Linked DNA regions of Homo sapiens: region 2 is linked to region 1. The links are chromatin contacts, found by Hi-C or POLR2A ChIA-PET in ENCODE. All regions are on one chromosome and are shown on one strand. Each heading gives the region's core, a stretch centred on a gene start or an enhancer-like site at or near the end of the contact. The rest is flanking DNA. Distances are from core to core; before and after follow the strand shown.

The links. A loop is a pair of places that touch in the nucleus more often than their neighbours do. ChIA-PET counts read pairs that join two places held with the same protein, here RNA polymerase II (POLR2A). Pooled maps may share reads with other maps.
Region 2: a map with no recorded cell type shows a loop between it and region 1 (2.5-fold over the local background). The contact joins two enhancer-like sites. A Hi-C loop is called at or near these places in 4 of 37 single-sample maps with no recorded cell type and 6 of 50 pooled maps. POLR2A ChIA-PET finds 5 or more read pairs at or near these places in 2 of 52 experiments (GM12878 and H1).

What each region holds. Positions count from the first base shown.
Region 1 is chr4:145,297,431-145,302,438 of GRCh38, forward strand. No RefSeq gene overlaps it. Among named protein-coding and RNA genes, the nearest start is that of LINC02266, 40 kb to the right of the region's middle. RefSeq lists an enhancer at 1,919-3,118. Within about 2 kb of position 2,346, at least 2 of the 41 ENCODE cell types and tissues checked have a DNase peak (open chromatin) inside an H3K27ac peak, as active enhancers do.
Region 2 is chr4:145,550,017-145,555,024 of GRCh38, forward strand. It overlaps SMAD1 (SMAD family member 1), which reads left to right. Exons shown (of 7, transcript NM_005900.3): 6 at 3,768-4,024. Among named protein-coding and RNA genes, the nearest start is that of SMAD1-AS1, 35 kb to the left of the region's middle. Within about 2 kb of position 2,420, at least 2 of the 41 ENCODE cell types and tissues checked have a DNase peak (open chromatin) inside an H3K27ac peak, as active enhancers do.

The DNA of each region.
Region 1 (5,008 bases), core at 1,096-3,595:
TGTCTGGTCCTCTTGGACTCTCAGTTACCATCTGAGAAGTCTGACAGGCCTGCTACCATACATTGAGGAGACCCTAGGTAGCCACATAGGCTTGAAAAGGGAGAGAGATTGAGAGAAAGAGAGAGATGGCTGGGCCCTTTTCCCATCTCTTCCAGCCCCTAGCCATTTGAATTATCCCAGACATTGTTGAGCAAAGACAGTCTCCACTGTACCCTGTCCAAATTCTAACCCACAAAATAGACATAATAGACCCAGAGTGAGACATACTACTCCTACTAATAAATTGTTTTAAGCCACCAGCATTTGGGGTAGTTTGTTATGCATCAGTAGGTAACTGGGCCATCATCTTTCTCATATAGATAGCTTCAGATGAGATCTTGTAACTTCCCAGGTGTTCTCTTTATGACATCTAATAATACCTCCAGTCTTCAGAATTGGAATTTCTTCTTGAGTTATATTATGCTTTCCAGCCCAGCATATACTGATTAATTTCTTGTCACTCAGAAATCATCTGTTCAAACTATTGATATTATTTACTTGAAACCAAAGGTGCCAAAACACTATTTTGTATACTTTTTCTCTTGGTATGGCATGAGTATTATGCTCACTAAATTATTTAAAAGAAAGTACGTGCATCTGATATGAAGATTTTCTTTTAATTGATACTAGGAAAAAGTAGACTTCTCATTAGCATAAACAGTTTTCCAGTGTCTCTTGTAATAGAAATTGCAGTTGGCTCCCAAGAAGTGTAATATAGTATGTGTTGATAAACATGATGAGCAACTGGACTTGCTACCCTCTTTATATGGCCACCAGAAACTATATAATGTGCTTCATAAATGTTTGGCACATATTAAATTCTCAAAAATGCTACTTTTTACCATTTCTCCCTTCTTTTTCTTTTTTGCTGCTATGTAACATTTAAACCTTTGAAAACCCAATGCTGGTTAAAACCATAGTCTATTGCGCGTATGTGTTTTAACCATTTGCAAGGTGAGTTTTAAAAAGCAACCATTTTCGTGGCTAGCAGTTAAAGAGAAATTAGAGGTACAGTATAGTATTAAAGGTAATAGATTTGCAAAGTTCCTCTAGCATTTTGCATTTAGAGGGCTTGCATCAGAAGCTTCCATTGAAGTCAATTCATTTTCCTTTTAAAAGAGATGTATTTAGCACATGAAATTGAATTTACTTGCAAAATTCACTCTGTATCCTGAGAATTAAGTCAGAAGACATATGCAGCAGTTGTTTAATATGCCAAGAAAACAGGGTGTTTGTTTGTATTCAGTATAAAGAAATTACAAATACTTACATGAACATGTGAAAAAAATTCTCTTTAGATGAAGTCAATTGTGCTTTATGTGTTTAAGGGTTCTTTTAATTAAATGAGTTTCTTTTGCCCTGACAAAACAAAACAGCAAGGACATTCCACACAGGAAAAATTATTATATTTTAATTTGAATATAAATTGAGTGGTAGAAGAACACCAAATTATTTTGTCTCTCCTAAAAGGGTAGAATGGAGGGCTTACTTATACACATACCAGGCTCTTTATGTCTCAAGTGAACAGGGGTTTATAGCCCCGGTCTTTAACTGCATTTACTTTCAATCTCAAAACCACTACAGGCTTTAGCACAACTCATAATAATGGGTGGCCTCTGTCCAAGAGGAAGTTCAATGTTGGCATGCTGGCCAAGTTAAGAGCCAGGTATATGCATTAGCAGACTTCATGGGTTTTTGCATAATACTTCACTCAAATGATTGCTATAAATGACTCCAAAATTCATACTCAAAAATGACTGTAGGACTTTTAGTAGGAATACAAAGGGTACAGTGGGAATTTACAGCCGTTCTGTAAGGTTCCTCAAATTTTGATTCTGCTTTGCAAGGTACATGAACTTGACACCCCTGGGAACCATTGCTGTAGAGAATGTATCAGGTTTTTAGTACAGAGGTCAGCTTTTCACTCACTTTGTCACTAGTATGCTCAAAGAAAATTTGTTGGGGCATTTCTTCTCATCCCTGAGATAAAAACAATTGCCCAAGTTTTTTCCTTTTAAATACTTTGACCCAGAGATAGACGATTCTCATCTGTCTAGAGGTGCTCTCAGAATTGCTCTCGTTCTGTGCAGTACATTTCAATAGTGCTATTTATATTAGTTCTCTGAAGCAAAGCATCATATATAGTGGCAAAGCCGTCCACAAAGTGACACATGAAACTGTATTTGCAGTGGGGGCAGCTGATCTAAATCATTTTTTGTTTCTCATTGTAAAAGCCCCTTTATGAAATCCACAAGCTTTTGCCAAGCTCTTCAAACAGTCTTTTAGCCACCACATGAGTTGAGTTCCTGCCTCTGTGCCCTGACTGATTGCTCAGGCAGCTGCGTGGGTGGCTTCAGAGTTGCACTGAAGGCTTTTATGTGGTTTTTTTGGCTGATGGGCTATTTCTACTGTCTTGTCCCTATGGGTAGCAACTCAAATTTGACTGGCTGTGATGAACACATCGTTAGTCATTTGAGAAAAATATCTGGTGAAAATGCCCTGTGATGTAAATACAAATTTGTCTTCTTTTCCCAGCCTGGAAAATTTTCTGCCTCAGAAAATTATAAAGGACTTAGAAGAATTAGATTGTGTCTCATTTTAATGAATAAAAAGCCAACAAAAACATCATCATCTTTGCTGCATTCAAATCGTTAAAGGTTTCTTGAATCAGAAGATAAAAGTAAAAAACAAGAAAGGAAATTTGTTTGCCTCTGCCATGTTACTAGACCATGACTAGGTATATAGTTTGCCATAGACTGCAGTAAATAAAGTGAGTCCTGTTATCACATATTTATTGAGCACCTATTATGTTCCAGGTACTATGCTAAGTAATCTGGTTACAAAAATGAATAAAATGTATTTCAGGTTAGATCCTCTGGAGGGCAGAAACTGAGATGGAATTAAGAGTGCAAATATTTTACTGAAGAGTAAGTCCTGTGAAAGAGAAGCTGAAGAAGCAATACTGAGAAGAGGGAATCATCAGAACATGATAAAGACCTTACAATGTCTGTGCCAGCCCAACAAGAAGTTCCACAGTAATGACTGCCCATTGGAGGAGGACTGCATGGTAAACAAAGGACTAGGCCCTTACGCCACTGCCACGCTCGTTGTTGGCTGGGCACCACCCAAAGAAGGGTCTAACCTCTGCTACCACTGCCTTGCTCAGTCATGAACCAGGGTCTTTCCAAGAAGAATTTGAACGTGGCTTGAACACTGAGGTGAATCCTGAAGAAGTAGACAACTGGAGGCTGCCGGGTAGTCACCTTCTTTCTTCTGGTCAGCGAGTCTTTTCTCCAAGATATTTGGAAATAGCTAGCTCCTCAAGGGCTCTGGTGGGCCTAATTTCCTGAGGGATAGTTCAGAGACAAAATGGAGCCCCTGTCTCTGCAGTTGGTCTCTATGCTACAGCTGGAACTCATCATTTTTCTCCTCCACTATCCATTCTAAATTCTTTTCACTCTATGTTGGCCTTGGCAGTTTTTCTGGAGTAGAATTCCCCATTAAACATAAACTTCTCTGGCTAGGCCTGCTGCATGTTTCCATTTATATGGGCAAAGAGTGGCAAGAGATGCTCAAATTGGATCACTTGAGTGCTACGTATATTCCTGCTTGTCTCTTATACCAGGAAATCTTCTTTCTCATGCATTTTAGGGTCAATTATGACAAGCTGATGACTTCTTTTCTTGTTTGGTGATCCCTGGACATAAATATCCCAAAGTGTTCAAGGGGCAGCTGTATCCTGTATTTCAGGGAATCTCTTGCTATTTCCCTGGGTGAGTGCATGCCCCCTTTAGAAATGAGGGCTTCTCATCCTTCAGAGAGCCCAGGCAGGAATCTGCAGAGTACCCCAGTAGATCTTTGGGAATGATAGTAAGTGGGGCCGATTCTACTGCTATCCCTTGGTCCCAGACCCATGGGAACCTGATGATTCCTGATGAAAATGCGGTGCCACAGTGAGGTCTGATTCAATGATTGTTCTGCTTCCTGGAGGATGGTGCTGCATCTCATAGGGCACCTCTTGTGAGCTAGTGCATCAGTTGCCCCTTCAGCAAGTTGCTCAACACTTTAAAACCCCAGCAGCTTCTGGGCAGTGTGGGAGAAGCAGTGTGTAATATGACTAATAAATTGCATAATCATGGGCCCACCTTGCTCTTGTATTACAGTTAAAGTGGGTTCTCTGGTTGGATGTTGTGTGGAATTCTATGTCTATAGGCATTCCATAAATTCCCAGGTAGTGATGCTTTCCTGTAGGTGGGAAAGGCAAATCCATATCAGGAATGTAAGTATCTATTCCCATGAAAAGAAACTGCTGGCATTTCCAACATGGAAGAATCCCAGTGAAGTCAGTTTGCGACCAAGTGGCCAGTTGGTCTTTTTGAGGAACACTGCCATGTCAGGGGGTTAACATTTGTCTCTGTGGTTGGCAGGTTAGATATTGGAAGTATTAATAGCTAGATGGGCCTTGATGAGTAACAGTCTCTGCTATTGGGCTCATGTGCAATCTCTGTCTCAACTGCCACGGCCACTTTGCGTGTGCATTCTGCCAGCATTGCAGTGGACACATTGACAAAGGTTAGCTAACATAAACTCAGGCCAACCCATTTTGTCTACTGGGTTTACATACTTCACATGCAAATCCACATGTTTATCTCATTCCTCTACCCAAGAATTCCTTACTTTGAAGATTTCCGAGGCTCCCACTTGGCTTTCCCCACTATGATAGTTTTACTCCACAGGCCAGGGACCCAGTGGAGCCCCAGGTTCCAACTGCCAGGTATGTCAATACCACCAGTACATTCAGGGACAAGGAAAATATGTCAGGCTTTGGCCAGAACTCCATTTGTTAACTCTCCCCATATGCTCCAATTATAACAGGTAGACCACGATGATACTTCAGGTCTCTGGGAATCAATGTCAACTCGGACTCTGTGTCCACCAGACCTGTGTTTATTTCCATCTCCACAGTGTA
Region 2 (5,008 bases), core at 1,170-3,669, 250 kb after region 1:
ATTTCCTCCTAAAACATTATTAAGAAAATAAAGAATCTTGGAATGCTGTTATTTAAAATTGTTCCAGATGCCCTTAGTAGTGTACTCAAATATACAATTATAGATAATGGAAATAAGGCAAGATGATCATTATGTGTAGATGATATGTTTGATTGACAGTATTCTCGGGATAGATTCTTGAAGTGAAATTAGTATATCAAAATCCATTGATATATTTCACCAAATTACTTTCCAAAAAGTAATTCCAGTGCTTTGGGAGGCTAAGGCAGGTGGATCAGTTGAGGTCAGGAGTTCGAGACCAGCCTGGGCAACATGGTGGAACCCGGGTCTCTACTAAAAATTAGAAATTAGCCAGGTGTGGTGGCACACGCCTGTAATCCCAGCTACTCGGGAGACAGAGGCAAAGTTATCACTTGAATTTGAGAGGCGGAGGTTGCAATGAGCTGAGATCAAGCCACTGCTCTCCAGCCTGGGTGACAGAGAGAGACTCTGTCTTGAAATAAATTAATTAATTAATTAAAACAAAAGAGATAAATAAATACAGACATACATAAAATGAATTTGCACTCCTACCAGAAATATATGAGTGCCTTTCTCCCTTCATCCATGCCAGTATTATAGTTGGGCATTGTGCCTATTCAAATGATATGATTATTTATCTAGAAACCTCCAAAGAATCTATCTTTTAAAAATTATGTAAGTCAGTTTCCTTTAATCTGGTAATAACCAGTTAGAAATATAATGAAAGGGGAAATATCCCCTTCCCAATAGCCACAGAAAACATCAGTTTCTTGGAAATAATCTGAACCTGCAATATGTGAGAATTACATGAAGAAACCAAATTTTACTGAGAGAAAGAAAATTTGAATAAATAGGCAGTCTGTGTTCCTTAAAGGGAAGGCTTAATATTGTGAGAACATTTTAAGCATATTAATTCCATCTAATTTAATTTATAATTTAAAACAACTCTTTTCAGAATCACAATGTGATTTTTTTGAAAATTGGAAAATGTATTCTGAATATTCTGAATATTACCTGGAAGGATAAACAAGTGAGGCTAGCTAACTTTGTAAATGGAAAAGTAAAGAAAAAATTATCGGCATTAGGGTTAATAAAACATTGTAAAACTACAAGTAAACCAGTGTGTAGACAAAACAGAATGAGTTAAACTCAGACTATACTGTTATAAAAATATAATGTATGTTAAATGAAGCATAGCAAATCAGTAGAGTCTTCTAATGGTTCTACAATAACCAAGTTAGCGTTTGGGTGAGGCTGGGAAAGAGAAACCCTGACCTCATACCATATATGCAAACAGATTAATGAGTTGAATGTTTTTCAAGAGTCAAACAATTAAAAAGCTAGAAGAAAATATGCTTGATCAGAGAGGTGGAAATTTTTTAAGCATAAAAAGCAACAAAAGACCATAAGAGGTTTAACTAAGAGATTGCAAACTTCTGTAGGTTAAAAATATGTCACAAATAAAATTAAAAGACAAAGGACTAACAGGGAAGCAAATAAGAAAGTATATCCTTCTTACATGAACAGTTCATTAAAAAATAAAACAAATAGGACCCCAGTGAGATAAATAGGTAAGAAATGTGAACAGTGAATTCACAAGAGAAACGCAGATGGCTAATAAACTACGAGAGCATATCCAGCCTCACAGGCAAATTAAACAATTATTTGTCAACTATAAATTAGGGACGTTTTGTTTTTGCTCTACACTCAAATTCAGTACTGGCATGGGTGAAATGAGAAAAGCATTCCTACACTGCTGGTGACAGTGTAAATTGATGCATTCTGGAAAGTCATTTGGCAGAGTTAATCAGCAGCCTTCGATCCAGTAATTTAACTTCCAGGAATCTCTCCTAAGGATATTATCAAAAATTGTCCAGAGACATTTATCATGGCATTAACTATAAAAGCAGAACATTGCTGTCATCCCAGTGGTCCACTAATGGGAAAATCATTTAAAAAACATTCATACAATCATGGAGATATTTTAAATGTTTGCAAAGACATTTTAATGATACCCAAAACTGAATACAGTGTATCAAACTATTAATAATTATTGCCTCTGAGTCACTAAAAGAGTGATAATATTTTCTGCTTCTTTATATTTTGATTTACTTTCTGATTTTTCAGGATGAAAATTTGTCATTTTTATCATCAGGAAAAATTAGTAGCACACACACTCTTAAATTGTTTTCTCTATATCAGGCCAAAAAAATGGCCTTCTGCTCTAGCAGCTATTTAATTATTACAGAAATCCTAACCGCTGTGTATACATATAAACAAAACTTGTAATGTTTTCTGTGAGACACAATATAGCCTTGACTAAGCCATACCAGAGTTACCTACAAGGTGGATCATTTAAACCCACATGGGATCTAACGCTGCTGGGTGACCTGTATAAAGTCATCTTCCATAATGGTGTGGGGCTTTGTGAGAATGGGTTTTTTTACCCCTACTTTCCTTTTTTTAAAGGCAGGGTAGGCCCAATTTCCTACACTTTAAGCACTCTGGGTCTCACAGGAAGAAGTTTGGAGCAGGTGATAGTTCAGTGAGATCTAATTTTACACACACAGTATGACTTTTCTAGTTTCATTTTCATGTTTTTTTACTGGATCTTATATCTTACAGCTTTCGGCAATACTTCTTCCACCTGTGGCTTTCCAGTTCCTCTCTTCTCTTTCTCCTTTCTTCCCTTTCTAAAATTTTCCAAACATCTTAGCTGTACAATAAATGCAAGAGCGCTTTATAGTAAATACATAGCATCCAGGTTTTATTATGCTATCTTTTTAGAGTGAAAATATACTTTCAATGTGTGGCCAAATAGGACATTAATCACTTACCAAAATGAAATTGCTACATGTTGTTGTTGTTGTTGTTGTTGTTGTTATTTGAGATGGTCTCACTCTGTCACCCAGTCTGGAGTGCAGTGGCTCAATCACAGCTCACTGCAGCCTCAACCTCCTTGCCTCAAGCAATCCTGCCACCTCAGCCTCTGTGTAACTGGGACTACAGGTGTGCACCCCTATGCCTGGCTAATTTTTTGTATTTTTTTTTTTTTTTGTGGAGATGGGGTTTCACCGTGCTGCCCAGGCTGGTCTTGAACTGAGCTCAAGCAACCTGTCCACCATGGCTTCCCAAAGTGCTGAGATTACAGGCGTGAACAACTGTGCCTGGCCTATTACTATTTTTAAAACATTTTGTTATGTTATTTTCTAGAAACCTCCTAGATACTGTATTAAGTAATGCGGTTAACTAAGATTTTTATCAGTCATACATCAGCCATCCCCAGTCTTTTTGGCACCAGGGACCAGTTTCATGGAAGACAATTTTTCCACAGGGGATGGGAAAGGGATAGTTTCAGGATGAAACTGTTCCACTTCAGATCATCAGGCATTAGATTCTCATAAGGAGCACGCAACCTTGATCCCTCCCATGCACAGTTCACCATAGGGTTCATGCTTCTATGAGAATCTAATGCTGCCGCTGATCTAACAGGAGGTGGAGCTCAGGCTGTAATGCTTGCTCACTCACCTCCTGCTATGTGGCCTGGTTTCTAACAGGCCACGGACTGATACTGGTCCATGGCCCCGGGGGTTGGGAACTCCTGTTGTACAGGACCTAGAGAATAGCTAGCTAACTAGCCAAAGTTTAAATCCATGTATATTTAAGTTTCTGTGTTGAAGCTGCACAGGTGCCTTTGAGCTGTAAAAATTAATAATAACTAAATGGTATGCTTTGTCTTCCTATAGGAGTTCATCTTTATTATGTTGGAGGGGAGGTGTATGCCGAATGCCTTAGTGACAGTAGCATCTTTGTGCAAAGTCGGAACTGCAACTACCATCATGGATTTCATCCTACTACTGTTTGCAAGATCCCTAGTGGGTGTAGTCTGAAAATTTTTAACAACCAAGAATTTGCTCAGTTATTGGCACAGTCTGTGAACCATGGATTTGAGACAGTCTATGAGCTTACAAAAATGTGTACTATACGTATGAGCTTTGTGAAGGTAAGTGAGCTCCGACTCCTCCATTTAGGGCCTAACATACTTTTGCTGTGCTTTTTTTTTTTTTTTTTGGCGATATATGAATCTATATCCTCTTGATAACATATTATCATATTAGCTGACTTATTATCTAGGCATTTTTAAACTTTAACAAAAATTTCAATTATTAGGAAAATATCATTGGAACATAGGAGTACTTGTATTAAATATCAATAGCAGTAGGTTTTACTAGCCTTTTCCTTATTCAGATAGCACCGCTTTAGCTATTGTATTACCAGTAGAATATGTTATGTTATATATTTAACATATAATTTAAATACATGGTTGTTTTACGAGATCAGTTGAGTAAGCATATCTTCCTTCCTTTTCATTCTTTGTTTTTTGTACTTTTATGATGGTAATGCTTGTTTTTGTTTCAACAGTAAGCAAGTGATCTTTTTGTAAAAATTAAAGTTCATCACATTGGAAATTGTGTTTGGTCAGGTTTTTTTTAGTGGTTTCAGTAAGCTTCATGATTTTCTTACAATTCAGAAGTTAATAAGGCCCTTGCCCAAGATAAATAGATGCCTTAGCTCAAAGATTGCATTGTAAGGTTTGATGAGGGAAGAGGTTAAAGACATTGCTCATAATAATTGATCTTTTTGCTGTCTCATGTTCTGCCTCTGAGAAATAAAAATTTTTAAGATGCCATTGAAATCTTAAAAACCTTAAATGTCTGATTAGATTTCTGAGTCAGTGACTTTTCTAGTAACTGACCTGTCTCTGAATTCTCAAAAATAAATTTCATTCTCTCGTACTTTGAGAAACAGAACTAATTATATGTTTGAGTGAGGCAATTATCTTTTATGTCTTCTCTTCAGAAGCTCACCAAACTTGTTGTTAAACCTGTTTTGTAATGTATTTATTACTGAGGATAATTTTGGAGCCTTACTTGTTAATCATCCCTTAGATCAAAGATATCTTTTCCTGAATATAGTTACTTTTCCT